Linked DNA regions of Homo sapiens: region 2 is linked to region 1. Evidence: chromatin loops called from intact Hi-C (ENCODE). Cell type or tissue: GM12878. All regions are shown on one strand. Links, peaks and the distances in the headings refer to the core of each region. The heading gives the core; the rest is flanking DNA.

The links. Hi-C counts contacts between places; a loop is a spot of excess contacts. Peaks named below come from ENCODE experiments on the same cell type or tissue, not always from the same donor. Only the 100,000 strongest peaks of a DNase experiment are listed, where the experiment ranks them.
Region 2: it touches region 1 in a loop (3.0-fold over the local background); 4 of 110 quality-filtered maps call a loop at or near these places.

The regions. Positions count from the first base shown.
Region 1 is chr9:38,435,690-38,451,648 of GRCh38, forward strand. LOC105376041 (a long non-coding RNA gene) reads left to right here. Exons shown (of 8, transcript XR_007061487.1): 3 at 1-257; 4 at 2,000-2,163. Among named protein-coding and RNA genes, the nearest start is that of IGFBPL1, 19 kb to the left of the region's middle. RefSeq lists an enhancer at 7,503-7,797. In GM12878, for the core only: no CTCF peak of the experiment used is centred there; a DNase peak (open chromatin) is centred at 9,923.
Region 2 is chr9:38,507,890-38,523,848 of GRCh38, forward strand. No RefSeq gene overlaps it. Among named protein-coding and RNA genes, the nearest start is that of FAM95C, 30 kb to the right of the region's middle. In GM12878, for the core only: no CTCF peak of the experiment used is centred there; no DNase peak of the experiment used is centred there.

The sequences.
Region 1 (15,959 bases), core at 5,068-13,067:
AACTTGCCACAATCATCCAAGAATTTAAAATATCCATTTGAAGTCTGGGAAGTGGAGCCAGGAAGCACGTTTTGGATGGGCACTCCTGGAAGAGAGCATCTCTGTGTGCCTAGAAGGAGAAGAGCTTTGCAATTCTTTTTTATGAACCATGTGACGAAGATGTACCAAGAACTGCTTCTATCAGTGAAGGAGACAGCCTGGTTTCAGAGGAAATGCATTTACAGTGATTCTTTGCTTTTAGACATTCAGCAAAAGAGGTATGTTGTACTCAATCTTTGTATTTCTCATTCTCTTTTTTCTTTCATCATTTTCATTTTGAGAATAAGTATGTATGGGGCCTCCCCTGTATCCCAGATATCATGCTGAATCAGATCTAGCTGTGGCTTCCAAGCCACTCTGGCCTAGAAGGGGGCTGTGACTTTGTGACTGTGTGCTCAGTACCTGGCACATAGTCGGCTCCCAATGATAGCCAATGTTCACTGAGTGCTTACTGTCTGTCAGGTACCCTGCTAAGTATTTTATATCTACTAGCTCATTTCAGCCCCACTGTCCATAAGGTGGTCATAGCTTATCTTAGATAAAACTGAGGCTCAGGGAGGTTAACAATGAAACTTGCTTGAAGTTACACAGCTGGTAAATGATGGAGTTGGCCCTCAAGTCCACACTTGGAACCACTGCACCTGACTATTTCTCCGTAAGTATGTGTTAAATGAACAAATAAACTTATGACATAAAAGGATGTAGGCCAAGTCCAGACAGAATATTGCATCACGGCAGATCAGAAGATACTTCATGCAGATTCTGCTTGAGGCAGGATTTAATGAACAAGAGTGATGCCGATCAGTAGAGGTGGGAGGAGCCACTCCAGGCAGGAGTGAAGAGGTCAGGGTTGGCAAACACAAATGGCCTGGGTTTGTCAGTTATGGTGTCTATTTACTGCCTCCATGACTGTCTCCTACTCCGCCATGGCTGATTCAATCAGGGGTGTTATGGACTGAACTGTATCTCCCTCCCGAATTCCTGTGTTGAAGCCCTAACTCTCAGTACCTTAGAATGTAACTGTATTTGGAGATAGGACATTTAAAGAGGTAATTACATCAAAATGAAGCTTTATCCTTAAAATAAAGGATGGACCATGTGGTGCTTGCAAGTCCTCTACATTCTGTGCTGTGTCTGCTATGGTAACACCAGCTGCTAAAACAAATAAGCCCCACTCTTCACCCGCTTATTACAATAGAACTTTGCTTCTTGCTCATGCACTAGTCTGTGAGAGGACAGCCTGTGTAGAGGACAGTTTTGTCTGCAGGGTGATTCATGGACCCAGATGCCTTCCATCCTGTGATTCTATATCCTTCAGAGCCTTAGAGTCCAACCAACAGATGGGGAAGGAGAAGGTGGGAAAGACACGCTTGTTCCTTGGCCATCTTGGCCTAGAAGTGACACACATCACTTTGGCTCACACTCCATGGGTGAGACCTAGTCCATGTCTGTCCCTAGATGCTGGGGTGGCTGGGAAGTATGGCCTGGGATGAAAAGATCCTTACTTTATAGAAAGGGAGCAGGAACACCTGGTGGACAGCTAGCGTGTCCTGCCATGTGGTTGGAATTCAGTTCTGAACTTGTCTCCGGCCTGTTCTCCTCGCGAATGGGCTGCTTTGTTTCCAAGAGAATCTGGAAGCCCGTGGTCCTAGTGTGTTGCCTTAAGGCAGAGTCCTAGTTTATTTCCGGTAATAATTTTTACAGCTAACCAAAGGGGCCATGGCTGCTGGGCGAAGCTCTGACAGCTCAGGGGGATGGTGCCCACAGCAGGAGCTTGAAAGGGTCCACAAGAGCCCAGGAGAGAGGAAATAGGAGTGTAAGTCCTACATTTGCAGCATGAGAAGGGGAGGAAGAGCTGAATAGTCAGCAGTGTTCTGGAATGAGGAAGTGGGCTGCCTGCTTGCTTTCATTTCTTAGGTAAATATTTGCTGGAAGTTTGCCTTTTCTCTGAGTTTTTCAGTGCTGTGACGAGAACTGGGCAGAACATCAGCTCATCAGAAGCAGTGACATCCAAGAGCCCAGAGGAGCCTGAAGAACAATTGAGAGAAGCCTCCTTTGCCAACGCGTTGCCCACCAGGGCTGCACGTGGTACCCTTGCTCCAAGATGCTTCCCAAAAACACCAGGTAAGCTTTAAGAGGCAGATCTGAGACAAGTCATGCTGGATAGCGGCATGTTCCTAGCAACTGTCTTCTTTGATGCTGGTGTTTAATGAAAACCAGGAGAAAGGCATGTTTTAGCTAATTTGTAGACAGGCTGGCATGGAGGAAATGACATAGATAGGTTACTTGGTCAGCGAATAGATTTCCTTTCATCTTCAGTTCAGAGACAGAGTGGAGTGGGCAGAGCCCAGATGTGTTGTTAGGGGGCCTGGGTTCAAATCCTGGAGTTTCCTCATCTCTGAATCAGGGGTGATACCCCCTGCCTTACCTAAACCACAGCTTTGTGAAGATCATATGAGAACAAGAATGTGAAAGGATTCGAGATCTGTAAAGTCTTGCCCCGATGGCAGGAATTAAGAATTCTTATTCTAACCTTCAAATGTTTTAGATCCAAGAACTGAAAGCCTACTCCAAAATATAACAAAAAATCCAACCATCACTTCTGGCGTCACAATATCTGTTTTGAACTGTGGGGGATCAAAGAGGGAAATGAGCCAAGAAAACACCAACAGGGGTGGGACTGTAAACTAGTTCAACCATTGTGGAAGTCAGTGTGGCGATTCCTCAGGGATCTAGAACTAGAAATACCATTTGACCCAGCCATCCCATTACTGGGTATAGACCCAAAGGATTATAAATCATGCTGCTATAAAGACACATGTACACGTATGTTTACAGCGGCACTATTCACAATAGCAAAGACTTGGAACCAACCTAAATGTCCAACAATGATAGACTGGATTAAGAAAATGTGGCACATATACACCACGGAATACTGTGCAGCCATAAAAAATGATGAGTTCATGTCCTTTGTAGGGACATGGATGAAACTGGAAACCATCATTCTCAGCAAACTATCACAAGGACAAAAAACCAAACACCGCATGTTCTCACTCATAGGTGGGAACTGAACAATGAGAACACATGGACACAGGAAGGGGAATATCACACTCTGGGGACTGTTGTGGGGTGCGGGGAGTGGGGAGGAATAGCATTAGGAGATATACCTAATGTAAATGATGAGTTAATGGGTGCAGCACACCAACGTGGCACATGTATACATATGTAACAAACCTGCATGTTGTGCACATGTACCCTAAAACTTAAAGTATAATAATAATAATAAAATTTAAAAAAAAAAGAAAACACCAACAGGGATAATAAGAGTCACTTGGGAAAGGAGATTCCCAGAATCCCACCCACGGGAAGAAGGAGGGAGCCTGAGTGCAGTGGATGGAAAAGACCTGAGGCTGGAAACAGACCAGAGGGACGGCTTGCAAGACCAGTGGACAGGGAGCACAGGAGGCAGCCAGAGGTGGGCAAAGACTGGAACTGGAAGGTCTGAGAGCATTTTTCCTTTCCTCCCTGTCTCCAGCTGGCCCCTTGGGCTGGGAGAAGGGAAAGGCTAAGAGGAGGATTTTTAGGAAGATCCCTCTGGTCACAGGATGGAAAATGGTTAGGAGGTAGGAGCCCAAGCAGGAGGCTACTGAGATAGTCCAGACAAAGGGGACAGTGGCCTAGACGAAGGTGGTGGCTGTCAGGTTGGAGAGATGTGTCTGGATTTGGCAGGGATTGGAGAGGAAGGAGTGGAGGATGACTTTGGGTCCCTGACTTGGATGAATGGGTTGGGGGTGGTGCCACTCCTGAGATGAGGATGCCAGGGGAGGAGCAGGAAGTTGGGGTGTTCAGATGGGGCATGTTCGACTGGGGTGCCCATGGGACATCCAGAGACAGATAACCAGGAGGCTGACAATTGGCCTTGTGGTCTGGAATTAGAGGGAAAGTCCAGGATGGACCCAGAGCATGTGGCTTACCTTTTGGTGCCAGCTGTGCCCCTTGGACCCTTGATGTTCCTTTGAAGTCAGCACCATGCCCCTGAGAGCTTCTACCCATCCTTCTCAGGGCCCCCTCTCCATCACGGTCCTCTTCCTGGGTATGGTTCAGCTGGTCAGGGTCCTTCTCACAGGGCAGGGCCCAGCCTGAGCATGTAGTTCAGATTTGTCTACCAGTGAGGGGTGGGGGAGGGGTGTCACTGTCCCCACTAAGGACCCCAGACATGAAACCTTTATCAATGTCTTAATGTCATTGTAGTGCCTGAATATGTTTCCTCTTTGGAAAATATAAGAAGGGTTCAAACTCCAGCTCTGCCAGCCTCTAGCTAAGTGACTTTGGGCTTTTACTTAACCTCTCTGAAGCCTCAGTTTTCTCATCCGTGAAGTGGGAATACATGTTACACAGGTTGTGAAGGGTTAAATGAGACAATAACTATAAGAACCTTATCCAAATGCCCAGCACACAGCACACATTCAATAAACAATGGCTATTATTATTGTTATTTTTATTAAGTGAAAAGAAATGAAAAAGAGTATGGCTTTATTAGACAGTTAAGAAAGAAAGGAGGTAGAAAAGAAAAGTTTTTGTCTTCTTCAACAACCAATTTTTTTTGTGGTAGCACTCTCTGAACTTTTCAGACATGCATGAAAATACCCTCCATGCACATTTTCTAATGTCCGGGGTACCAGCCAGAGCTGACCATTCCTAGCCAGCCATACAGCAAGGTCAAAATGAATGGAGAAGTCAAGGCAAACACAACGAGAACAGAGATTTGGACATACAGAGAAGAAAGAGAGAGGCTCTGGGAGAAAATGAAATAAAAATGGGATGTTTATGTGTGGGCTTGATTGCAGAACTTTTCCTTGATTCTCAGAAGGTCACAGAAAGTGGCAGACATAGAGACAAGCCAACACACAAAGAGAGAAAGGCAGCGGGGCCGCATGTGACACTCTGAGGTGCTGTCAGAGGCAGGCCTGCAGGGGAAAAGGAGAAACCGGGAAACAACCAGAAAGACAGTCAGCAAACTTATGTGGGTTTATGGTAGTCATGGACTTCCTCTTATTTTATTTTAAAAATTTAAGCTTTTTATTATGGAAATATGCAAACCCATGCAAAAGAAAAGGGAATAGTATCATGAACTGCCAGCTTCAACAACTGTCAACACATGGCCAATCTTGTTTCATTGATACTCCCCCATCCCCTCCTCCTCTCCTAGGCAGCCTATTATTTCATCACAGTTTTCATTTTTGTGTTTTTGTTTGAGACAGAGCCTCACTCGTCACCCAGGCTGGAGTGCAGTGGTGCAATCACAGCTCACTGCAGCCTTGGTCTCCCTGGCCCAGGTGATCCCCCCACCTCAGCCTCCTGAATAGCTGGGACCATAGACATGCACCTCTAAGCCCAGCTAAGCCTTTTATTTTTTGTAGAGATGGGGGTCTCCTTGTGTTTCCTTGGTTGGTCTCGAACTCCTAGGCTCAAGCGATCCTCCCCCGTCAGCCTCCCAAAGTGCTGGGATTATAGGCTCGAGCCACCACCCTGCCTGGATTTCATTTTTGAAAAGAATTCTGCTTTCTCCAGGGAATTCTTAAAGTGGTGTACAAGTGATCTGATACAGAAGTTTGTTCTCAAACCTACACAAGCCCCTGCCATTCTCTCATCTTGATTCTGAGAGAGCCCAGACTGCCCTGGCCATAGGAGCTGAAAATTATATTGAAATCAAAACTCGGCAGTCAGAGAGTTCTTTTACGATCATCCAGATTGTTAGCATTCAATGCCTGGCTCCCCAACTTGCTAGCTGTGTAAGTTTGGACAACATTCTAGATCTTTCAGTGCCTCAGTTTCCTCATCTGTGAAATGGGGTGATAATGTACCTTTCCCATAGGGCTGTTGTGAGGATGAAACGAGGTGGTAAACATACTAAATGTTTAAAACAAAGCTTGGCACATAGTAGACCCTCGAGGGATGTTAGCTTTCCATCCACCCGTTTAGGAAACATGAGTGAGTGCCAACTGTTGCCAGAGGTATGGGCAGGAGCTGGGTACAGGGAGCTAAATGAGAAGGGCCTCTGCCCTCGAAGAGCTCCCCATCCAGTGGGGTACACAGGCCTATGAAAAGTTAGCTCCAAACAGTAGACAGGTGGCTGTGAAACTGGGCCGTGTCCCAAGCAGTCCATCCCATCCCCTCAATTCAGAAGTGAGCAAACAGAGACCTATGGGGCCCCTGAGCCTAAGGAGCCACAGTGCTTAGCAGCAGAGCTGGGATGGACTCAAAGTGGATTTTCCTGACTGGGCCTCTTCACATGAGGGCTTCAAAGGAGGTCGGTGGCTCAGGAGGGCACCTGGCCCATGCTAGGCAAAGGTGCTGGGCTTTGGGTCAGTCTTTCTGCAGTAGGGAAGGGTAAGATTGGTCATGGGGCCAGGCATGGGCAGCCGCTCTGGCTCCTGGTTAACCAGGTGGGGACTGCAATTCACTGCACGGTCAGGGGCCCAAAGGTAGTGGAGTCCTTGGCACTTTCAGCCCTAGCAGAAGGCCAGGGATGCCAGCTCGGCTGAGCACAGCCATGCATGGCACTGGACTGGGGCTGGGGGATGGAAGGCAGAGCCTGTGGGGAATGGGAGAGGTCGCCACTGTTTACCAGATGCTCTGGGGACAGAGGAGCAGACAGGGTCCAGGCTCCGAGGGGGTAGAAACGCAACCACTGGCAGTCCCCTTTCAGTTCTGTGAAAGGAAAAACACCTTTCTTTTGTCAGAGCTGTCCAAAAGCGGGGAAAAGATTGAGAAAAGAAGCACTGCTCTTTGGGCATGAGGCCAGGCACTCGACTCTCATAGTATCTCATCCACACAGAGCCCTGGAAGGGGGACACTGGATCCATTTTCAGGATGAGAAGAGTAAGACCCAGAGAGGGGCACAGCTTGCCCACAGTCACACAGCTGGCGCGTGGTGGAGCTGGGACTCACTCTCATGGTCTTCCTGGCTCCAAAGCCCACGCTTTTCCACTGAGCCTGGCTCACTTAGCAAGATGGCAGGGTCGGCCTGGGAGGTACAGGGTTCCTACCCCTGACAGTGCCCAAATGGAGCTTCAGGGCTGCCCTGTGGGGAGGGAGAGTGACAGAGAGTGCAGAGGCATTCACACTTCCCGTGGGTGGGTGCTAGTCTGTGATTCCACTACTTCGAGTGGATGAGGGGCCAGGAGACAGCTCAGCCATATGCAGGCCAAGTACACACAGTGCAGAGTGTATGTCTCCCTGGCACCTGCCCTTCCTGCATTCTCTCCTTCCTTCCTTCCTTCCTTCCTTCACTCACTCATTCATTCAGCAAGCACTTACTTGGATTTATTATGTACCTTGTCTGAAGTCCAGAAGCTCAGGGTAGGGGTTGGGTAAGGGACGGCTGGAATTCACAGTTGAATAAAACGTGTTTCTAGCTTTTGAAAACCTCACAACTGGAAAGCGAGAGATGAGATGTGAAAGGCGTCCCTATAGCATGAAGAAGATGTGATGAGTGCTAGAGAGGACCCTCAGCCAAGTTCAGTGGGGCTGGGAGAGGAGAAGTGGGAGGGAGGAGGGAATGACTTTGGGTCAGGGAGGAGCGAGGAGGAGGGCCCAGAGAGGCGATAAGGTCTGAGCTAAAGTTTCCACCTGACCTCATTTGCTGTTTACACATCTGAGCAGGTCGCGGGTGTTCAGGATCCTGCAGTGTGAAGACACATATTTGCAGAATGCGTCAGAGGCCTTCATGGACAGACGGCCCCCTAGCATCATCTGATAGTCAAGTTTGTTTGTGTTTTCTTTTTCCAAACACTTGGTTGCAACCCATTTGTGGGTTGTAAAATCAATTTAGTGTTTATGACCAGCATTGTACAAAATGAGTGGGACAGAGTACAAATGACTTGAACCAAATTAGGACTACCAAAGGGCACTGAGCATGATAAGGGTATTGTTTTGTGAAAAGTCATTAAACATGCATGCACAGAAATTTGTTAAACATGCATGTGTGCACACACGCATCTCAACTGGGTCATAATTGTAACTATGAGTCGTGTGTTATATATGTAACACATACAATTGTGACTGGTAGTTAAAAAATTTTGTCTGGTCCAATGTCCTCATTTTACAAAGTAGGGAAAAAGGATTTGTGCAATGCAGAGCATAGAGAGAAGAGCATAGGGTGGGGCACTGGCTTTCTCTTGAGTTCTTTTATTTACCCTTGTTGTCTTTCCTCTAAAGCATAGTTAATGTTGACCTTGGTCCTAGAAACTCTGACATCTTCATTATTTTAGGAAATGCCAGAGCCGAGGTCACTTGTGCCCAGTGGTATGCTGGGAAATGTATCAGAACTGGCTCTTGAAAAAGTATGCATATGTATATATAAGCTTATTATAAATTATACTGATATAATACATTTTACATAATTGACAAATAAAACATGTACAATATCTTTATTGCAAATTCCATTCAGCCAATTAATTCTCATAGAGTGCTTTCCTTAATTTCTGCTGAATTCATCTGTAGCCAAGCTATGATTGCAATTGCTGAGTAAACATAGTTTCGACATGATTATTGGTTGATATTTTTATTTATGTTAAGGAGTAAGACAAATGGGAAACAACAAAGACTAGATGTAAGTCAGGACTTGTTTGTTGATTGTCAGGAGCTACTTTGCTGAGTGGGGTAAACGTTTTTGAATTCTGGAAGAATATTTTCTCAATTATTTCTGCTATGCACTCTGTAATAGCTACAAACATGTTTTTAAATCTGCATTATTAACATTTTCTCTGTCACTTTACAGGCAATCTACAAAACAATAAATCAAGCCCTGATTTTGTAGTGTTTGCCTATTGCCATGATATAAACGCTCCCACCATGGCTGATGTCAAGCGAGGTGATGTCACTGAATATGGAGTTGGAAAGCGATGCACAACAGCACATCATAACAGTGTTTACATGATACAGATGCAATAGATGTAAATAATCCCAAGAGCATAGATGATAGTAAAAGGTAGCAAAACAATAGGGAAGTGATGCGTTTTGTTGTTTAGAGACAGGGTCTCACTGTGTTGCCCAGGCTGGTGTCAAACTCCTGGGCTCAAGAAATCGTCCTGCCTCAGCCTCCCGAGTATCTGGGACTATCGGTGCCCACCACTGTGCCCAGCTTGAAGAGATGAGTTTTGAGTCTTTTTTTATCTTTGTTTTTAGTATAACTTATTTAATTATAGGTTTATATAATTTAATTTTTAAAAACAATGGTGGTGCTTCACAACTGGCTTGCAGAATTCCTTAGAGCATGACAATTGGTTCTTCCAATTTGGCACAAGCCAGCCTCACCACCTCTACATCTACCTCAGACCTCCAAGGCAGGATTCTGGGGAATGAACTAGGGGATTCATGGGATTCACAAAGGCAGGGCAGGGCTGGTGCAGAATCAGACATCCCAAAGTACACATGGCTGCATTGCAGAAGGCATCACATGGATGCACACTCACACGCACTCTGCACACACCCCTTCCTCCTTCCCTAACCCACTCTGCACTGAGAAGTGGGAACCGTTTCTTCTGTGCCCACAAGGTGGTCAGCGCCCTGCTCAATGAGCACAATGAGGGACCTCAAAAGTCCTGGGCAGCTGATGCTTCTGATCTCTGCTCTCTGGGCCTCAGTTCCCTGGCAGAGAGTCCCATGGAATTAATCACCATTCCCTGAGCCTGTTTGGCAGGCACTGGACTGGTCTCTGAGGTGAGAGGTGAGTTGGCCACAGCCTGGAAAGCCAGGAAACTCTGGAGCTCCAAGAAGCCACCTGAGTGAGCCAAGGACTGGGACAGAGGAAGGGGACGTGAAGGGGAGCCTGACTCCCACACTTGCTTCCTCCTGGGTAAATCATCACACCTCGCCTGGCTTCAGTTCCTCATTTTAAAAAGGGGCTGATACAACCTACCTCGTAAGATTCTAGTAAAGGTTGAGTTAGGTAATATAAAATAGCAGAGTACCTGGGACATAGGGACACAATAAAGTGACACCAATCAGTGAAAGCTACTATCATAGGTTTAACTTACTACTACAGAGTGATCATGTTAGGACCAAAAAAAGCAGAAGGATGTGGGAGACGCCACCCCGCCCCTGCCGGCAAAGACGATCAGTGGCACATGTTGGAGAATGGAGGGAGGAATATAGATAACTGTGTTCTAGATGCAGCATGTAGGTGTATGTCACTCTTCAGATTGACCCTCATTGTATTTATCCTTTAAAATAAAAATTTAATTGACACATTGTAATTCTACATATTTACGGAACACAATTTGATGTTTTGGTTTATGCATGTGCTGTACAATGATCAAATCTGGATAGTTAGTATACCTATTGTCTTACACATTTATCATTTATTTATGTTGAGAACATTAAAAACCTCTGCTTCAGCTATTTTGTAGTATACAATACCTTACTGTTAGCTAGAGTTACCCTACTGTGCAATAGAACACCAGAATTTATTAATCTTATTTAATTATCACTTCATACCCATTCACCAACTTCTCCCCATTCTTCCTTCTCCCATTCCCTCCCTGGTTTTTGGTAACTACTGTTCTACTTCTGTATCACCTTTTTAAAAGATTCTGCATCTGAGTAAGATCATTTGGTATTTGTCTTTCTGTGTCTGGCTTATTTCACTTAACATAATGTCCTCCGGGCTCGTGCATGTTGTTGCAAATGATAGGATTGCATTCTTTTTTATGGCTCAATAGTATTCCACTGTGTATGCACCACAATTTCTTTATCCATTCATTTGTTGTTGAACACATGGGTTGATTCTGTACCTTGGCTATTGTGAATAGTGCTGCAGTAAACATGGGAGTGCAAATACCTCTTTGATATACTGATTTCATTTTCTTTGGATAAATACCCATACTGGGGGTTGCTGGATTATATGGTAGTTCTAGTTTCAATTTTTTTGAGGAACTTCTATACTGTTTTCCATAATGGCTGTACTAATTTACATTCCCACCAAAAGTGTGTAAATGTTGCCTTTTCTTCACATCCTCACCAACACTTGTTTTGTCTTTTTGAATAGCCATTCTAACTGTAGTGAGGTGGTATCTCATTGTGGTTTTGATTTGCATTTTCCCTAATGATTAGTGATGTTGAAATTTTTCATGTTGGCCATTTGTATGTCTTCTTTTGAGAAATGGCTATTAAGGTCTTTAGCCCATTTTTTAGTTGGGTTAAATAACTAGTTGTGCTGTTGAGTTGTTTAAGTTGCTTATATATTCTGGGTATTAACTCCTTGTCAGATAGTTTGCAAATCTTTTATCCCATTCTGTAGGTTGTCTTGTCACTCTGTCAGCTCTTTCCTTCACTGCACAAAAGCTTTTTATTTGGTATAATCCCGTTTGTCATTTTTGCTTTTGTTGCCTGTGCTTTTGAGGGCTTACTTTAAAAATCCTTGCCCAGCCCAAATATCATCAAGCATTTCCCTGATGTTCTCATAGTTTCGTAGTTTTAAGTTTTACATTTAAGTCTTTAATCCATTTTGATTTGATTTTTGTATGTGGTGAGAGGTAGTGGGGGTGTCTCATTTTTCTGCATTTGGATATCCAATTTTTCCAGCCCCATTTATTGAAAAGAGTGTCCTTTCCCCAATGTGTGTTCATGGCACCTTTGTGAAAAATCAGTTAGTTGTAGATTTATGAATTCATTTCTGGGCTCTCTGTTCTGTGCCATTGTTCTACATGCCTCTTTTTATGCCAATACCATGCTGTTTGGGTTAGTATAGCTTTGTATTAATAGTATATTTTAAAGTCAAATAGTGTGATGCCTCCAGGTTTATTCAGGATTGCTTTGGCTATTTGGAGATTTTTGTGATTCCATATACATGTTAGAATTGTTTTTTACATTTCTGTGAAGAATATTATTGGTGTTTTGATAGGGATTGCATTAAATCTATAGATTGCTTTGGGTATTTTATAGCTATTTTAACAACATTAATTCTTTCAGTGTATGAACATGGACCATCTTTCTATTTATTTGTGTCCTCTTTAATTTCTTTTATCAATGTTTTATAGTTTCCAGTGTAGAGATCTTTCACCTCTTTGGTTAAGTTTATTCCTAGGGGGTTTTTTGTTTGTTTGTTTTTTCTTTCTTTCTTTTTTCCTTCCTTCCGTTCCTTCCCTCCCTCCCTCCATCCATCAGTCCCTCCCTTCTTCCCTCTCTCCCTCCCTCCCTCCCTTCCCTCCCTCCCTCACTCCCTCCCTTCCCTCCCTCCCCCCCTCCTTCTTTCCTTCCTTCCTTCCTTCCTTGTATAGCAATGATATTTTTATATTTTGATTTGGCCTTCTGACACCTTATTGAATTCATTTCCTAGTTCTAATAGTTTTTTGTCAAGTCTTTAAGACTTTCTAGATATAAGATTATGTCATCTGCAAATAGAAACGATTTGACTTCCTCATTTCCAATATGAATGCCTTTTATTTTTTTTTCTTGCTTAATTATTCTGGTCAGGACTTCCAGTACTATGTTGAATAGAAGTGGTGAAAGTGGGCATCCTTGTCTTATTCCTGAACTTAGAGAAAAATCTTTCAGCTTTCCCCCATTCAGTATTATGTTAGCTGTGGGTTTGTCATACATGGCCTTTATTGGATCGAGGTACATGTATTCTATGCCTACTTTGTTGAGAGTTTTTATTTTGAAGGGATACTGAATTTTGTCAAATGCTTTTTCAGCATTTAATGAAGTGATCATGTGGTTTTCGTCTTTCTTTCTGTTAATGTGGTGTATCACATGTATTGAAATGCATTTATTGAACTATCTTTGCATCCCTGGGATGAACCTCACTTGATGATAGTGAATGATATTTTTAATGTGCTATTGAATTTGGTTTGTCAATACCTTGTTGAGAATTTTTGCATCTATGTTTATCAGAGATATTGGCCTGTAGTTTTGTTCTATTGTGTGCCCTCATCTGGTTTTGGAATCAGCATAATGCTGGCCTTGTAAAATGCATTTGGAACTATTCCCCTTTCCTCAATTTTCTGGAATAGTTTGAGAAGAATTGATATTAGCTATTCTTTAAATGTCTGATGGAATTTAGCAGCAGAGCCATTGGCTCAAGGACTTTTTGTGATGAAAGACTTTTTATTACTGATTCAATTTTCTCACTTGTTTTTCTCTATTCAGGTTTTCTATTTCTTCATAATTTAACCTTCAGGTGTTATATGTGTCTAGGCATTTATCCTTTTCTTTTATGTTTTCAAATTTGTTTGCTTATAGTTGTGATTCATGAGTCTCTTATGATCCTTTGTATTTCTGTGATGTCAGTTGTAATGTATCCTTTTTCATCTCTGACTTTATTTGCATCTTCTCTCTTTGTTGTTAGTCTAGCTAAAGGTTTGTTGATTTTATCTTTTCAGAAAAAAGAACTCTTTTTTGCTAAGTTTTTAAAAATGGCTTTTTTTTTGGCCTGGTGTGGTGGCTCATGCCTGTAATCCCATCACATTGGGAAGCTGAGGCAGGTGGATCACCTGAGGTCAGGAGTTGGAGACCAGCCTGGGCAACATGGTGAAACCCTGTCTGTACTAAAAATACAAAAATTAGTTGGGCATGGTGGTGGAAGCCTATAATTCCAGCTACTGGGGAGGCTGAGGCATGAGGATCACTTGAACCTGGAAGGCAGAGGTTGCAGTGAGCTGAGATCACACCACTGCACTCCAGCCTGGGTGACAGAGCAAGACTCCATCTCAAAAAAAATAAAAAAATAAAAAATAAATGAAGTAAAAATTGCTTTTCTTGGCCTTGTTTCATTTATTTCTGACCTCGACTTTATTACTTACTTATTTCTAACAATTTGGGGTTTGGTTTGTTTCTGTTTTTCTAGTTCCTTGAGGTGTGTCATTAGGTTATTGGAAATCTTTCTTCTTTTTTGATGTAGGTATTTATGGCTGTACACTTCCCCCTTAGAACTGCTTTTGCTGTGTCCCATTGGTTTTGATACAATGTGTTTCCACTCTTATTTTTCCTCAATAAATTTTAAAATTCCCTCTTTAATTTCTTCATTGACCTAGTGGTTATTTGGGAGCATGTTGTTTAATTTCCATACATTTGTACTTCTGTTGTAGTGTTCCTTCTGTTATTGATTTCTAGTTTTTATACCATTGTGGTCAATAAAAAAATTCTTGAAATGATTTCAGCATCTTGCATTTGTTAAGACCTATTCTGTGGCCTAATACATGATCTATCCTGGAGAATGTTCCATGTGCAGTTGAGAAGAATGTGTATTCTGCAGTGCTGGGTGGAATGTTCTGTACGTCTGTTAAGTCCATTTGGACTATGAGCAGTTTAAGTCTGCTGTTTCTTGTTTTTTGTTTGTTTGTTGTTGTTTTTTGTTTGTTTGTTTTATAGAGACAGGGCATGTGCCACCGAGATCAACTAACTTTTAAAAATTTTTATAGAGAAGGAGTCTTGCTATGTTGCCCAGGCTAATCTTGAACTCCTGGCCTCAAGTGATCCTCCTGCATTGGACTGCCAAAGCATTGGGATTATAGGCATAAGCCACCATGCCTGGCCTAAGTCTAATGTTTCTTTCATGATTTGCTGTCTAGATGATCTGTCCGTTGTTGAAAGGGGGATGCTGAAGTACCCTACTGTTATTGTATTAACAATCTGTCTCTCCTTTTAGAGCTAATAATATTCATTTATGTTAGGGTGCTTCATGATATAGTATTCATAATATTATATATTCATCATATATTAGGGTGCTTCAGTGTTGAGTGTATATGTATTTACAGTTGTTAATCCACTTGTTGGATTGATTCCTTTGTCATTAGATAATGACCTCCTTTGTTGCTTTTTATAGTTTTTTACTTAAAATCTATTTTATCTGATAAAATGTCTAGCTCTTTTATCCTTTCAGGAGTATGAGTACTCCTGCTCACTTTTGGTATCTGTTTGCATGAAATATCTTTTTCCATTCCTTTACTTTCAGTCTATGCTTGTCTACCAGTGAGGCTAGTCTCTTGTAGGGAGCATATAGTTGGGTCTTGTTTTTAAATCCATTCAGGAGCTCACTTTAAATTGGAGAATTTAATCCATTTATATTCACGGTTATTATTGATAAGTAGGATGTACTCCTGCCATTTGATTGTTTTCTGGCTGTTTGGTAGATTCTTTTTTCTTCCTCTCTTACTGCTTACCTTTGGTTCAGTGGTTTTCTGTGGTATTAAGCATTGTTTACTTTCTTTTTCTTGTTTGTGTGTCTGTTTTAATTTCTTTTTTTTGTAGTTATTATGGGGCTAACACAGAGTCTTGTAGTTATAATAGACAACTTTAAGCTGATAATAATTTAACTTTGGTTGCATAAAAATGCTCCATACTATTGTTCTCCTTCCACAATTTATATTTTCATTGCCTTAATTTATATCTTTATTGCATGTTCCTTAGCCACTAATTGTAGCTCTTATTGACCATTTTGACTTTTACTTTTCATACTAAAGCAATGAAAGATTTACATAGCACCATTATAACACTGGGGTAGTATCAGTTTGATTATGAATGTACCTCTACTGGTTATTGATTTTTAGCTTCCAGTTGCAGCACTCCTTTAAGCATTTCTGGTAAGGCTGGTCTAGTGGTAATAAATCCCCCCAGTTTTTGCTTGTCTGGGAAGGTCTTTATTTCTCTCTCATTTCTGAAGGATGAGAGTTTTGCTAGATATTGTGTTCTTGGTTAACAGGGGTTTGGTTTTGTTTTGTTTTTCAGCACTTTGACTATGTCATCCCATTCTCTCCTTGCCTGCAGGGTTTCTGCTGAGAAATCTACAGAGATTCTAATGGAGATTCCCTTATATGTGACTGATGCTTTTGTCTTATAGCTTTTAGAATTCTTTCTTTGTCTTTGATTTTTGGCCATTTGATTATAATGTGCCTCAGAGAGGATCTTTTTGGGTTGAA
Region 2 (15,959 bases), core at 3,405-11,404, 71 kb after region 1:
GAGCCACTGTACTCCAGCCTGGGCCAAAGGGCAAGATTCTGTCTCCAATAAATAAATAAAGGAAAGAAAGAAAATAAATAAATAAAAGGAACTGTAGTCTGTACTGTCTGTTTTTCAAAACCTGGACACAGTTGTTTATTTTCTTCCCCTTTGACAATTGTTGATGGTGAAACAATAAATCTGCTACTTATTCCTCTGAGAGGGCTGCCCCCCACCTTTTTTGTTATTATGTTTAAAAATTGAAGAGATCATGTCACTATTACTATAGATTTTTCCTCTTTTCTATTTTTTAGTTTTTCATTTTTTAGAACAGGGTTTTGCTGTGTCACCCAGACTGGAGTACAGTGGTGAGATCATAGCTCACTGTAACCTCAGGTGATCCTCCCTCCTCAGCCTCCCAAGTAGCTGGGACTACAGGTGTCAGCAACCACATCTGGCTAGATTTTAAATTTTTTGTAGAGAGAGGGTCTCACTATGTTGCCCAAGCTGCTCTTGAACTCCTGGCTCCAGCAATCCTCCCGCCTTAGCTTCCCAAACTGCTGGGATTGCAGGGATGAACCATTGTGCCTGGCCTACCAAATTTTTCATAATCTGGATTTGACAGACGGTTTCCTCATGGTTTCACTTTACTTGTATCTCCATCCTCTATATTTTGCATGAACTTTTAACTGTATCTACAGATTTGATATATTTCATTTTTGTTTTATTGAGAATATTTCACTATAGTACTGTGTACTTCCCTTTGCATCAAAACAGAAAGCACAATGTCTGTTTAGTGATATCAAAATTGATTATTGGGTCCAAGTATTATCAGCCTGAGTCATCCGTTATACAGGTTCCTCATCAACCTGTTAAATACTTGGTATCCATTGATGTTCGTTGCCTAGACATAGTCCTCATTAGAGTTACAAAGTAGTGATTTTCTAATCATACTATTTCTCCTCTGTTAATTAGCTGAAATGTTCTGGCACTAGAATATTCATTAGTGAACTTCATTCCTAAGTAGAAGAAACACAATGAACAAATTCAAATGATAAATGGTCAGAGAAAAATGGAAAATCTGCAACTCTTACCAGATACAAAGGGCGAATTTCAATATTTTCGGGTTCTAAAAATGATCAAGATATAAAACAAAAACCCAACAGAAAACAATGTGCAAAGGGTATGAGGTTACAGTTCACAGAAAAAGAAAATACAATGACTCTTAGATGAACATATTTTCATACATATTTATAATGGGATAAATGCAAATCAAAACTTCAATTCCATTTCTTTGACAATTAGAATGACTAAGATTAAAATTTTAATTAAAAAATGTATGGGCAACATAGTAAGACTGATTTCTTAAAAAAAGGTAGTTATTCATTTCCGTTGGTAGAGTCGTTGGGTAAAAGGTACTTTCATAACATTTCCTACAAAAGGTACATTTTCTCTTACCATTTCAGTCAGCTGTTTCATAATCACAAATTTATCCTCTAAGTATACTTGTATATGTGTAAAATTTTTATTTAAAAAGTTATTCACTGTAATAAACTTTTCACTGCAATGAATGAATATTCATTCATTTTCTGTAGTAGCAAAAGACTAGAGCAACCCATTAATTATGGGTTGAGTACACAGAGTGTATCAATAAATGAAACAATACAATTTCACGTATTTATTTATTTATTTTTATTTTTATTTTTTGGAGACAAAGTCTTGCTCTGTTGCCCAGGCTGGAGTGCAGTGGCATGATCTCAGCTCAGTGCAACCTCTGCCTCCTCGGTTCAAGCAATTCTTCTGCCTCCGCCTCCCAAGTAGCTGGGATTACAGGCATGTGCCACCAAATCCAGCTAATTTTTGTATTTTTAGTAGAGACGGGGTTTCACCATGAGAGCCAGGCTGGTCTCGAACTCTTCACCTCAGGTGATTCACCCATCTCAGCCTCCCTAAGTGCCAGGATTACAGGTGTGAGCCACTGCGCCTGGCCAACAATTTCATGTGTTTAAAAATTAGAAAGCTCTTTATGTAGTTATCTGGAATTATGCAAGAGACGGTTAGAAGAAAATATGTGAGAATTACTTGTTAACTAGTGTCAAGGGTAATGTTTCCAGGATAAAAAGTTCATATAAAATAAGAAAGGGGTTGTTAAAAATTGACCTAAAGAACTTTTGCATGATGAAAATAACGTAAGTCAAAATGCATATAATAAATCTGAAAAACATTAGTAACCTGTTCATAGATAATTGGTTAACATCAGGTATGTGTGTGTGTGTGTGTGTGTGTGTGTGTGTGTGTCTATATGCTTTTAAAAACAGTGAAGAAAATCTTACCAAAAAATAAAAACTAAGCAAAAGACATGAGTGGACATGAATTCCTGGGACATGATCAGATGGAGCAAAGAGAAAATGAATAGTAAGATGATAGATTTAAACTAAACTATATTAGTAATTATACTATATGTAAATAAACTAAATAAATAAAATACAGACATTATAAATATAAATCAAGACCTACATATGTACTAAAACATATACAATTCGAATAGATAGACACAGATATGCACAACACTAAACATAGTAAAGCTTGTGTGACTATATTCATTTCAAATAAAATATACTTGAAGAAACCGGAAATGCCAGAGAAAGAGACTTCCTAATGATAAAACTGTCAATTCATCAAAAAGTCACAGCAGTTCTAAATGTGCATTTATCTGTAGCAGCTTCAAAATGCGGTGAGCAATATCTGTCAGAACTAAATAAAAACCTGTATCAACACACATCATAGTTGGATGTTTCAATGCCATTATCTCAGTAATTAATGAAATACTAAAAAAACTGTAAGAATGTAAAAGATCTGAACAAGTCAAATTGACTGAACTGACATTTATAGAGTATTACACCACAAAATGGCAGAGTAAAAATGGCAGAGTTCTGGGAAATAAAAATAAATTTCAATATACTTTAAAATATTAAAGCCATACAAAAACAAATAAGAATAAAGGAGGTGGGAGGAAATTTGGGAGGTGATGGATATATTTATGTCTTTGAGGGTGATGATGGTTTCTGGATGTATATTTATCCAAACTCATCAGGATGTATACATTAAATATGTATTGCTTTTTATATGTCAATGATGCCTCAATAAAGTGGCTTAATTTTTTTAATTACAAAAACCCATATGAAATATCTTATGTGAGCACAATAGTATTATGATAAATTAGAAATCAGGGCCAGGTGCGGTGGCTCACACCTGTAATCACAGTACTTTGGGAGGCCAAGACAGGTGCATCACTGAGGTCAGGTGTTGAGACCAGCCTGGCCATCATGGCGAAATCCCATCTCTACTAAAAATACAAAAATTAGCTGGGTGTGGTGGCAGGCGCCTGTAATCCCAGCTACTCAGGAGGTTAAGGCAGGAGAATTGCTTGAACCCAGGAGGTGGAGGTTGCAGTGAGCCGAGGTCGTGCCACTGCACTCCAGCCTGGATGACAGAGCAAGACTCTGTTTCAAAAATAAATAGACAGATTAATAAATAAATAAGTTAGAAATCAGGTACTGAGAAAAATCACCAAACATTACAATTAAATTACACACTTCTAAATAATCCATGGTTACTAGAAGAAATTACAATGGACATCAGGAAACTTATTGAACTAAACAATTATGAAAACAAATGCCAAAAAATAGGAGATCTATCTAAGGAAGTACTGAATGAAAAATGCTTAAACAATAAATTATTAAACTTAATGATTCACTTAAGATGCTAGAAAAAGAAGAAATAAACTAAAAATAAATAGAAGTAATGCACTAGTAAAGAAAGGAAAAGAAGTCAGTAAAACAGGAAAAAAATAGAGAAAATTAAAACAAAAATTTGAACATTTAAAAAGAAATTAAAGTGAATAAATCCCTAAAAATAAAGCACAAATTATTAATACCTGGAATAAAATGGGGCATAAGTGCAATTCCCAGAGATATTAAAAATTATAATAAGATATTATGAGTAACTTTATGCCAATATATTAAATAACTGATAAAATAAATTTCTTGAAAGCCACAATTCATTAACCTGACATAGAAGAGAAAGCTAAGTAGCTCTATATATGTTAAAGAGAGTTCATAATGAAAAACCTTTCCAAAAAGAAAACTTCAAGACAATAGTGAATTCACTAGTGAATTCTTGAAGCATTTAAGAAAGAAATATCAATTTTGTAAAAGTATTTTTAGAAATAAAGAATGGATACTTTCTAACTTAAGTGACCAGTGTAACTTTGGTACCAATACATTACACAAAGTAAATATAGAGACCAATATTCTTCAAGAACAAGAGATGCAAAAATTTTTAATAAAATATATGGAAATAAATATACCAATATCATATATAATAAAATATATGAAAATATAGAGATCATATATAATATAAAATATATGAAAATAAATATAGAGATATATAAAATGTTTAAAATAAATATAGAAGGGCCGGGCGCCAGTGGCTCATGCCTGTAATCCCAGCACTTTGGGAGGCTGAGGCAGGCAGATCAGGTCAAGAGATCGAGACCATCTTGGCCAACACTGTGAAACTCCGTCTCTACTAAAAGTACAAAAATTAGCTGGGCATGGTGGTGCGCGCCTGTAGTCCCAGCTACTTGGGAGGCTGAGGCAGGAGAATGGCTTGAACCCGGGAGGCGGAGGTTGCAGTGAGCTGAGATCGCACCACTGCACTCCAGCCTGGACGACAGTGCGAGACTCTGTCTCAAAAATAATAATAATAATAAAATAAATAAATAGATATGTAAAAGGTATAATCTCTAAATATAGAGATATATAAAAGGTATAAGTATAGAGAAAATAAATATAGAGATATATAAAAGGTATAATATAACGATTTCTAATTTATTATAATACTGTTGTGCTCACATAAGATATTTCATGTGGGCTTTTTTTAATTAAAAAAATTTGGCTGGGCATGGTGGCTCATGCCTGTAATCCCAGCACTTTGGGAGGCCAACGTGGGTAGATCACGAGGTCAAGGAATCAAGACCATCCTGGCCAACATGGTGAAACCCCATCTCTACTAAAAATACAAAAATTAGCTGAGTGTGGTGGTGCGTGCCTGTTGTCCCAGCTACTCGGGAGGCTGAGGCAGGAGAATCGCTCGAACCTGGGAGGCAGAGGTTGCAGTACACTGAGATCGTGCCATTGCACTCCAGCCTGGCAACAGAGCGGTACTCCATCTCAAAAAAAAAAGAAAAAATATTTAAGCCACTTTATTGAGGCAAAATTGACATATAAAAAGCAGTATATATTTAACATATACATCCTGATGAGTTTGGGTAAGTATACATCCAGAAACCATCATCACCATCAAAGACATAAACATATGCAAAAGGTAAAAGATATATAAAGGTATATCATGACCAAGGGGGATTTATCCCAGGAATGCAATGTTGCTTTAGTATTTAAAAATAAATCCAAAGAATTAATCACATTTATAGAATAAAGGAGAAAAAGTACATGCTCAACTGAACTGTTGTACAAAGAAACATTTGATGAGATTCAATACCCATTAATGATAATAAACTTTCAAGCAAATACATTTCCCCAATATGATTTTTAAAAGTCTGCAAAGAAACCCAGTGCAGCTAATATTATAATTAATAATGAATTATTGTATATGTCCTTCCTAAAATTGGCAACAGGAGGAGGATTTCTATTCCCAATGCTTCTATTCCACATTGTATTGGAGCTCCTAGCCAGTGCAATGAGGAAAAAAGATGAAATAAAATACTAAGATAGTTTAGAAAGTAAGAAGACCATCTGCATTTGCAGATAGCTTGACTGTGTATATGAAAAACAAAGAAATCTACAAAAATCTACACGAACTAGTGAATGAATTAAACAAGTTTGGAGTATAAAAGTTCTGCATATAAAATCAATTGTGTTTTATTAAAGAGCAACAGCCAGCCAGGTGTGGTGACTCACGCCTGTAATCCCAGCACTTTGGGAGGCCGAGGCGGGCGGATCACAAGGTCAGGAGAGTGAGACCGTCCTGGCTAACACGCTGAAACCCCGTCTCTACTAAAAATACAAAAAATTAGCCGGGTGTGCTGGCGGGCGCCTGTAGTCCCAGCTGCTTGGGAGGCTGAGGCAGGAGAATGGCGGAACCCGCGAGGCGGAGCTTGCAGTGAGCCGAGATTGCGTCACTGCACTCCAGCCTGGGCGACAGAGCAGGACTCCGTCTCAAAAAAAAAAAAAAAGCAACACCCATTTGCAAAATGAAATAAATAGCATTGAAAGTATAAAACACTTAGGAATAAATTTAACAAATAACATGCAAAACACATACACTGAAAACTACAAACATTTCTCAGATAAAGACCACAAAATGGTGGGTGCGGTGGCTCACGCCTGTAATCCCAGCAATTTGGGAGGCCGAGGCAGGTGGATCACTTGAGGTCAGGAGTTCGAGACCAGTCTGGCCAACATGGTGAAACCCCGTCTCTACTAAAAATACAAAAATTAGGCGGGCATGGTGGCGGGCGCCTGTAATCTCAGCTACTCAGGAGGCTGAGGCAGGAGAATCGCGTGAACCCGGGAGGCAGAGGTTGCAGTGAGCCAACATCACGTCATTGCACTGCAGTCTGGGGGACAAGAGTGAAACTCTGTCTCAAAAAAATAACAACAACAACAACAACAACAAATCAATGGAAGGATACACTATTTACAAAGATCAGGTACTGGATATCGTTAAAATTTCAATTTGCACAAGGTCGATCTATAGATTCAATGTAATTTCTCATCAAAATCCCAACACGCATTTTTGTACAAATTAAGACATCGGTCCTAACATTTATATAAAGATTCAAAAACTTAGGATAGCTTCAGTAATCCCAACAGTGTGATAGTTGTCTGCTCATGCAAAGCCGACAAATGGAAAAATGGGACAGAAGAGAGAATCCACAGACTCACACATACATAGTTGGCTGTTTTTTGTTAAAAGTAGTAAGGCAATTGAATGGGGGAAATAAGATTCTTATCAATAATTTTTCTGGGGAAACTGAATAAACTTACAGAAAGAAATGGACCTGAACTACTGCTTCATACCATACTTAAAATTAGAGATTGATTAGAGACCTAAGCATAAAACATATGTCTTTTAAGTTTTGTTGGAAGAAAAACTTCAGGCAAATTAATTTGAACAGAATTTAACTGTGCAAAGAACGATTTGCAAATCAGGCAGCCCCTGAACCGACTCCCTTGCTGCTGCATGGTGGGAGAGGATTTATGGACAGAATAAAGAAAGTGATCTACAGAAAACAAAAGAGAGATACAGAATTGGACTGGTTACAGTTTGGCATGTGCCTTATTTGAACGTGGTTTGAACAGCTGGCAGCCTTTGGCACAAGAGTAGGTTACAACCTGTTCCAGTTCACTATGTATGGAGAGACCTTTTGATTCAAATTTAAAATACAAAAAGAGGTAGCTTTAGGCCCAACATAATTTAAGCACTTCTAAAAGGTAGAAGGGAAATAGCTTCATAACATTAAAAGAGCACTAACTGCTCAAAAATTATAAATAGGACTTGATGAAAATTTAAAAATCTTCTGTTCATCTAAAGGCAAAAGCACCATGAAGAAAATAAAAATGGGCCAGGTGTGGTGGCTCACATCTGTAATCTCAGCACTTTGGGAGGCCAAAGTGGGAGGATTACTTGACCCCAGGAGTTTAAGACCAGCTTGGCAACATAGAAAGACCTCATCTCTAAAAGCATAAAATAAAATAAATTTTAAAAGAAGAAAATAAAAATGCAAGTAACAGAGATAAAGAATACACTGTAGCTGCAATACTGATATATATATATACACACACATATATATATAGTTTTTTGTTTGTTTGTTTGTTTGTTTTTTAGACGGAGTTTTGCTCTTGTTGCCCAAGCTGGAGTGCAATGGCATGATCTCGGCTCACCACAACCTCTGCCTCCTGGGTTCAAGCGATTCTCCTGCCTCAGCCTCCCGAGTAGCTGGGATTACGGACTTGTGCCACCATGCCTGGCTAATTTTTTTTGTATTTTTAGTAGAGACGGGGTTTCTCCATATTGGTCAGGCTAGTCTCGAACTCCCATCCTCAGGTGATCCGCCCACCTCGGCCTTCCAAAGTGCTGGGATTACAGGCATGAGCCACTGTGCCTGGCCTGATATTTGTTAAATAATTTGTATCAAGAATCAAAAAATAAATTATCACTTAAAAAAGTCAGGTAACATTTGAGACTAATCATTCAGTGTTTAAAGACAAAAATGGAACATTTTAAATGTATGTACTATGAGCTCTTCAAAAGCGAAAAATTGTTCCAGTTTTTCTAACTTGAAATGAAAGTCACTGAAGTCTCTTACAGGGTAAATTATCATAGTGCTTTGGCTGGAGAAGCTCACACAGAAGCAGAAACAGTAAAAACTCTTCTTAAAATTTATTTTTCACAGCATGATTGAGTTACAATTGATACACAAGGAACTGCACATATTTAATGTGCACAGTTTCTCTTGAGTAGCTGACACTGCTGAATGCCGACTGGGTGAAACATCAGGCAAAATCAGGGCAGTGCCACTTCCGATGTTACTCTGACTCATCAAGTTAAAGACTCAACTGCAAACATATGGTTTGAGCTGGTATCTTGTTTATAGAATTTGACTTTCACCGAACAAATGAGCAAATCTACAGACCTGGCTGGACTTGTATCAGCACCCACTACTCTTCAAAGGATTTTTTTAAATGTGAATGCTCAGCAACAAATGTAAGTGGTGATAAATATTCAGAGTTGAATAACTTTATTGAATCTCATGGTTCTTCTGGAACAACTTTGTTTATATTTGCACTGTGGGTGCAAAAGCCATGACAGAAAATGGCTGGCACTAGGGCACAGATCAAGGCAGGGGAACCAGCACCAAATTAGTAGTGGTAGCATTCTTCCCTGCCACACACTGGGGGTTAAAAGAAAAAAAGGCAATTTCCCTTAAGAATGTCCTGGACGGCTGGGCACGGTGGCTCACGCCTGTAATCTTAGCACTTTGAGAGGCTGAGGCGGGTGGATCACAAGGTCAGGAGTTCAAGACCAGCCTGGACAAGATGGTGAAACCCCATCTCTACTAAAAATACAAAAATTAGCCGGGCGTGGTGGCAGACACCTGTAATCGCAGCTGCTGGGGTGGCTGAGGCAGAGAATTGCTTGAACCCGGGAGGCAGAGGTTGCAGTGAGCCAAGATCGCGCCACTGCACTCCAGCCTGGGTGACAGAGCAAGATTCCATCTCAAAAAAAAAAGAATGTCCTGAAAACGAGGCACTAAATATAGTTAACTTTATTAATCTTCTTCATCCTGCCCCTATAAAAAAATGCCTCTTTGGTATTCTGAGTGATGAAATGCATGGAGTCCACAAAGCATTGCTGTTCCGTGTTGTTGCATGATGGTTGTCTCAAGGCACAGCGCTCGGGAGGCTGCGCAGGACCAGCTGCATGGAACAGCATTTGGCTTGAAAGAATGATGGGTGGACAAACTGATTTTTCAGACTAGAATAGTTAGCAGAAGCTGTCTTGAAAATGAAGGATGCAAGTCCATTACTGTTGCCAGTAACAGAATTCATGTTTTCAAGCAAAAATTAGAACTTTGGAAAACTTTGGAATCATTAAGTATTCAGAAGGTGAGCTTCAAAAGTTCTGATTACTTAATGTTTCTAAGGAGATCGGTGGTGAAATGAATGAATGTGATTTATGGATAGTGTATGAAATGTCAATATTTGGAAATTCTGCATAGTTCAGTAATAAAATATTTTCAAATTTGTCACGGAAAATAGAGCCAAAGTGCAAGATAATCAATGGATATTAATGTACAAGTATACAAAAAGTTCACTGACAAGATTTCAGATTCCACATTGCAACTGACTTTCAAAAACTATCACTTGTTGAGTTTGGTCTGGCATCCGAGAGGGAAATCCTCAGGAAAGTCTGTTAAACTCCATTTTCCAACTAAAGGTCTATGTGAAGTGAGATTTTCTTCATATACCTCAATCAAAACCACATGTCAAAACATAATAGGCCAGGCGCAGTGGCTCATGCCTGTAATCCCAGCACTTTGGGAGGCTGAAGTGGGTAGATCACTTTGAGGCCAGGAGTTCGAGAACAGCCTGGCCAACACGGTGAAACCCCATCTCTACTAAAATATAAAAACTTAGCTGGGCATAGTGGCCCACACCTGTAATCCCAGCTACTCGGGAGGCTGAGGCACGAGAATCACTTGAACCCGGGAGGCAGGTGTTGCAGTGAACCGAGGAGGCACCACTGCACTCCAGCCTGGGTGAAGGGTGATACTCTGTCTCAAATGTTAATAATAATAGTAATGAATGCAGAAGTAGATATGAGAAGTCAACTATTTTCCATTGAAACAGACATTTAGGAGATGTGTAAGAATGTAAAATAACACAACTTGTCAATGCAATTTCTGTTTTGGGAAATATAGTTTTTTTCATTAAAAAAGGTAATTTTTGTAAATGTGATTTATTGTTATTTTGACTGAATTAACAAATATTTTTAAATTTAAAAAAGACAGGAAACCCAAATAAATGGGAAAATGGCTTGAACAGATCTTCACACAGGAATGGAAGTGTATGGAAAAGTGCCCAATGGTACCAATCATCAGGGAAACATATTAAACCACAGTGAGTGCCATGGTCACCCCGAAAAAGCAGGAGGGACCTCCACTCAAAATTTGGCCCAGATGTTGAGACTGACAATGCCACAAACACCAGGAGATACAAAAATGTTCACTGCCGACATAACTGAATTCTCTGGGGAGCCCAGGGCAGTCCTCTCCAGCAGATCCAAAATGACTTGAAGGAGCAAGAAAAAGAGACTGCCCCGGGATTTTACTGTGGTTAGGGGTGGTCTGGGATGAGAGGCCTCACATGAGGGCAAGGACTTGCATGGGCTGAATCTCCTTTCCGTGGGCACCAAAGGAAAGGAGTAGCAGCATTTCTTGTCTGCCCACATGTGGGGCACAGGGGGAAGAGGGAAGGGTGAGGCTGAAAAGCTGTCAGGAGTCAAACAGCAAAAAATGCAGTCAAAGTCCCCAGTGCAATGAGAAAGCACCACACACCCACTAGAAAGGCTGAGATGAAGGCCTGAGAACCCAGCACGCTGGAGATGACGTGGAACAACTGGAACTCTAAAGTCCTGCCTGGAGGAGGGTCACACAGCCACTTAGAAAACTTTTTACAGTTTCTTTAACACACACTTAATTCACAATAGAGCAATTCCACTTAGGTAATTCCTTTAGGTAATTCCTCACAGCAAAGTGAAAAAAAATCATAAAAATTCTTGTACTAGAATATTTATAGTTGCTCTTAGTAATAAGCAAAACTGGAAATAAACCATAAATTCATCAAGGGATAATGAATAAAGTGACTGTGGCATATTCCTACAATGGAATCCTACTCACCAATAAAAGAATACATTTACTTTACATGCAGGTGACCAAAAAAAAAAAAAAAACACATTGTGATACATGCAATAGCATGACTGACTACCAGAAATACTATGCCGAAAAAATAGGCCAGAATACTCAAGTACATACCGTGTATGACTTCATTTATATATAAAGTTCAAGAACAGTCAAATACACGGTCATAGAAATCGCAACAGCAGTATGATTTTTTGCATGGTGACTGACAGGGACACAAAGGAAATTTCTGTAGTAATGGAACTTTTCTATATTTTGAATGGATGTAAATATTTATCAAAACACACTGGAATGTATATTATGAACTTACTTTTCACAGAATGCAGATTTTACTATAATTATATTTTGTAAAAGGAATCCAGAAACAGAGAGAAGATACGTGTAATACATATATTCGATGATACTAATATCCAAAATATATAAAGAACTCCTAGAAATCAATTTAAAAAGACAAGATACCCAAAAAAAAATAGACAAAATACTTGAAAATCTATTTCACAAAAGAGGATATCCTAATCGTATAAAAAAGTCCTCAACATCCTTAGTCACCTGATAAATATAAATAAAACAATAATGCCACTATACACCTACCATAATGTCTCAAATTTAAAAGGCCTAAAATGCTGAGTTTAGCAAGAATTTGGATCAACTGGAACTGTCTTACATTGTTGGTAAAAGGATAAATTGTTTGAGTCACTTAAAAAATATTTTGGCAGTTCCTACTAAAGATAAACCCACACAAAAATATACACACATACGTGCACATCTTATGACCTAGCAAATCACTCTTAGGCATACACTGAAAGGAAGTGGGTACTTATGTCCAAGAGTCATGAACAATAATGTTCACAGTGGAGTTGTTCACAATAGCCCAAACCCCAGAATTATCAAATGCCTATCAAATCTAGAACAGGTATATGCATATTGGGGTATTCATACAACAGAATACTACACAGCAATAAAAATGAAGTACCGTGACATGCATCAAATGTCACCAAGGGCTTCCAGTTTCAATTAGAATACAAGAGATTCCTTGACCAAAACAAAGCCTGGTCGCGCCACCCCTCTCCTTCCTCTGTTCTGCTCCTGCACTCTAGCGACACTGTGCTTCCTGCCCTTTCTTGAACAAAAGAAGGTGTGCTGCTGAGAGACTAGTTTCTGAAAGGTCCTTTCCTGGACTTCTGACATGTCTGATTTTTCTCTCCTGAAACTCATCTTTGACTCAAGTACCCAATAATCCACCTCCCTAGTCACTCTCCGTATCCTTACTCTAATTTCCCACATCAATTGTTATGCACTGGATTACCTCGTTAATCTATTTATTGATTTGTTTACTTATTAACGCCTTCCCTCAACTAGAATGTAAGCTATTTGAAGAAAGGAGTCTTTCCTTTTCTTTCTTTTTTTTTTTTTTTGAGATAGAGTTTCCCTCCATTGCCCAGGCTGGAGTGCAGTGGCTCACTGCAACCTCCTCTTCCTGGGTTCAAGTGATTCTCCTGCCTCAGCCTCCACAGTAGCTGGGATTATAAGTGCTCGCCACCACACCCAGCTAATTTTTTTGTCTTTTTAGTAGAGACGGGGTTTCACCATGTTGGCTAGGCTGGTCTCAAACTCCTGACCTCAAGTGATCCGCCTGCCTCAGCCTCCCAAAGTGCTGGGATTACAGTCATGAGCCACTGCACCCAGCAAAGAAAGGAGTCTTATATGTCTCTTTAATTACCCAAAATAGTCCCAGCTAGATTTAAAGCCTATTAAATATTTGCTCAATAAATCTGTGGTTCAAGGGCTTACGTGTTATATCACTAAAATATTAGTTATAATAGAATGTTATATATCCATCAAGAGTGATTTTAAATATTTAGTTAATATGAATAAATTTTCTTCGGAGAAAAGAAAGTTAAAATGAAAATTTAAAATTGTATACTTAGCATTAGAAAAACTGTGCTGAACAAGGTAATGTATACAGAGCAGTTACTGTAGTGCAGATATTGTACAAATTTCTTGAAATATATGCATATTTGTCCAGCATTGTGTTAGGTCCTGAATAATTAGTTTAAAAAATCCCTATCTCTACGTAGTTAATATTTTATTGGGGGGGAGTGAAAAGATAGACTAGTAACAAGTAAGGAAACATAGAACAAAGTTGTGATAAATATGAAAATATTATATGAAGCAATGGAAAGGACTAGAAGAATCAACTTTAGACAAGGGCCTGGGGAAAACCTCTCTGAGTGGGTGATATTTGAGCTGACTCCTGAAAACTGAGGACAATTCCACGATGTGTGCGTGAATTTCTGGGCAGAAATCTGAGCAGTCTGTGTCTGAAAGGGACCAGAAACAACACAGCAGAATGTGTGAGAATTTAGCACTGGTCTGAACTCACACAGGTGTGAGATGAGGCTCTGGGAAGCAGGCAAGTGGGGAAAGCATGAGCATCACTGCAAAGCATTTAAAGATCAAGGGAGAGCTGAACCACAGCCCAAAAAGTGCACTGAGCTGTATTATGGACCTAAGCACTCTCTGTTGTTGTCTGAGGACTCTCTGTTGAAATAGCAGGTGTGAAGAGTATCCAGTCTCGTGATGTATGATAATACTCAGCACATTCAGGATACAGTCCAAAGCTATTCATTATACCAAGGACTATAAAACAATAAACTTGCACAAGAAAATACAATCTTTAGGTCCCAACACTGAGATGAGACAGATGTTGGTATTACGTGATGAGGATTTTAAAGTAGCTATCACAACAGTGCTCCAACAAGCAATTACAGGCATACTTGGAACAAGGGGAAAATACGAATTCATGGCAAAGAAATGAAAGATACCAGGAAGAACTAAATGAAAATTTTAGAAGTGAAAAAAATAATAGAAATAAATTGCACTGGACAGACTCAAGAGAATGGAGATGACAGAGGAAAGATCAGGGATCTTGAAGACAAGTTTAATAGAAATTGTCCTGTTAGAATAGAGGAGACAAAACACAATGGAGAAAAGTGAATGTAGTCTCAGAGACCTGTGGGAAAATAACAAAAGGTCTAACTTTCAAATGATTGGCTCCCAGACGGAGAAAAGAAAGGAGTACCTGCCGGGCGCAGTGGCTCATGCCTGTAATCCCAGTACTTTGGAAGGCCGAGGCAGGTGGATCGCTTGAGGTCAGGAGTTTGAGACCAGCCTGGCCAACATGGTGAAATCCCGTCTCTACTAAAATACAAAAATTAGCCAGGCATGGTGGCAGGTGACTGTAATCCCAGCTACTTGGGAGGCTGAGGCAGGAGAATCACTTGATCCCGGGAGGCAGAGGTTGCAGTGAGCTGAGATCATGCCACTGCACTCCAACCTGGGCGACAGAGGAAAACTCCGTCTCAAAAAAAAAAAAAAAAAAAAAGGACAGGACTGACTGAAAACATTTTTGAACAAATAATGGCAAAAAACATCACAAACATGGTGAAATACATAAATTCAAGGAGATAAGATAACCACTAAGGGGTCGTGTCCAAATGAATCCATGTCCAGATACACCATGACCAGATTTCCGAAAACTCGAAAAAACCAAAGAGAAATGCTCTATTCTCTATATGAGGACAATTCCCGTGACATCAGAAACCATGGATGCCAGAAAGAAACTTCCATAAGGTGTTTATTTAAAACTACTCAAATTCACTAGGATTATAACCAGGCTCTGTTACTTACCCACTGTAGACTTCAAGCAATATTCTGAATCAGAATTTCATTTTCTTTATCTTTAAGAGGGGGACTATAATTACAGCTACTGTAATAGATGTGTGAGAATTGATATAGTACTATATACATAAAATGCCAAAGAGCGTGTCTGGCTAAGACATGTTAGCTAATATACCATCATGATCCTCAACAACCACAAAATAACAGTAACTTAATACACTGTTATAATTCACTGGAGCACGTCCCTGTTTTGTGCATTCCTCACGCACAGAGACTTGGAAAGGGGAGGCTCTTACCAAAGGGAAGTCTGCTGTTCTGCAGCCGCCTCCTCACACACACAGAGCCTTTGAGAGCAGGGGCCTGGAGGGGAATAACAGAGAAGGTCCCCAGATATAGGGAAGGATCCTGGAACTGACCTCCCCACACCAGCTGTCATTATCATCGCAACTGCAGTCTCAGTGACACTGTCTGCAAAGGGGTGTCTGACAAGGTCCCAACAATTAAGGCCCTGTCAATGAAGTGAAGTTTTCCCACTGACCCACCTGGAGTAACCTGAAAGGCACAGTGTCGGCATCTGCTCAGCACAGGATCAGCCTCTGCTCAGCATGCCTCCTGGGACCAGGCCCTTCACCATTGGGCTCTATGGGCTCTAAATGGAACCTAAGAGATGATCTGTTCCCAGCATTAACATTTACGAATGAAAAAACTGAAATTTATGGATAACGAGGAAAGTTTCTGCAGCCATTTGTGGCAAATCTAGCAGTGAAGAGTCTTCCAGTTGCCACCCCTCATG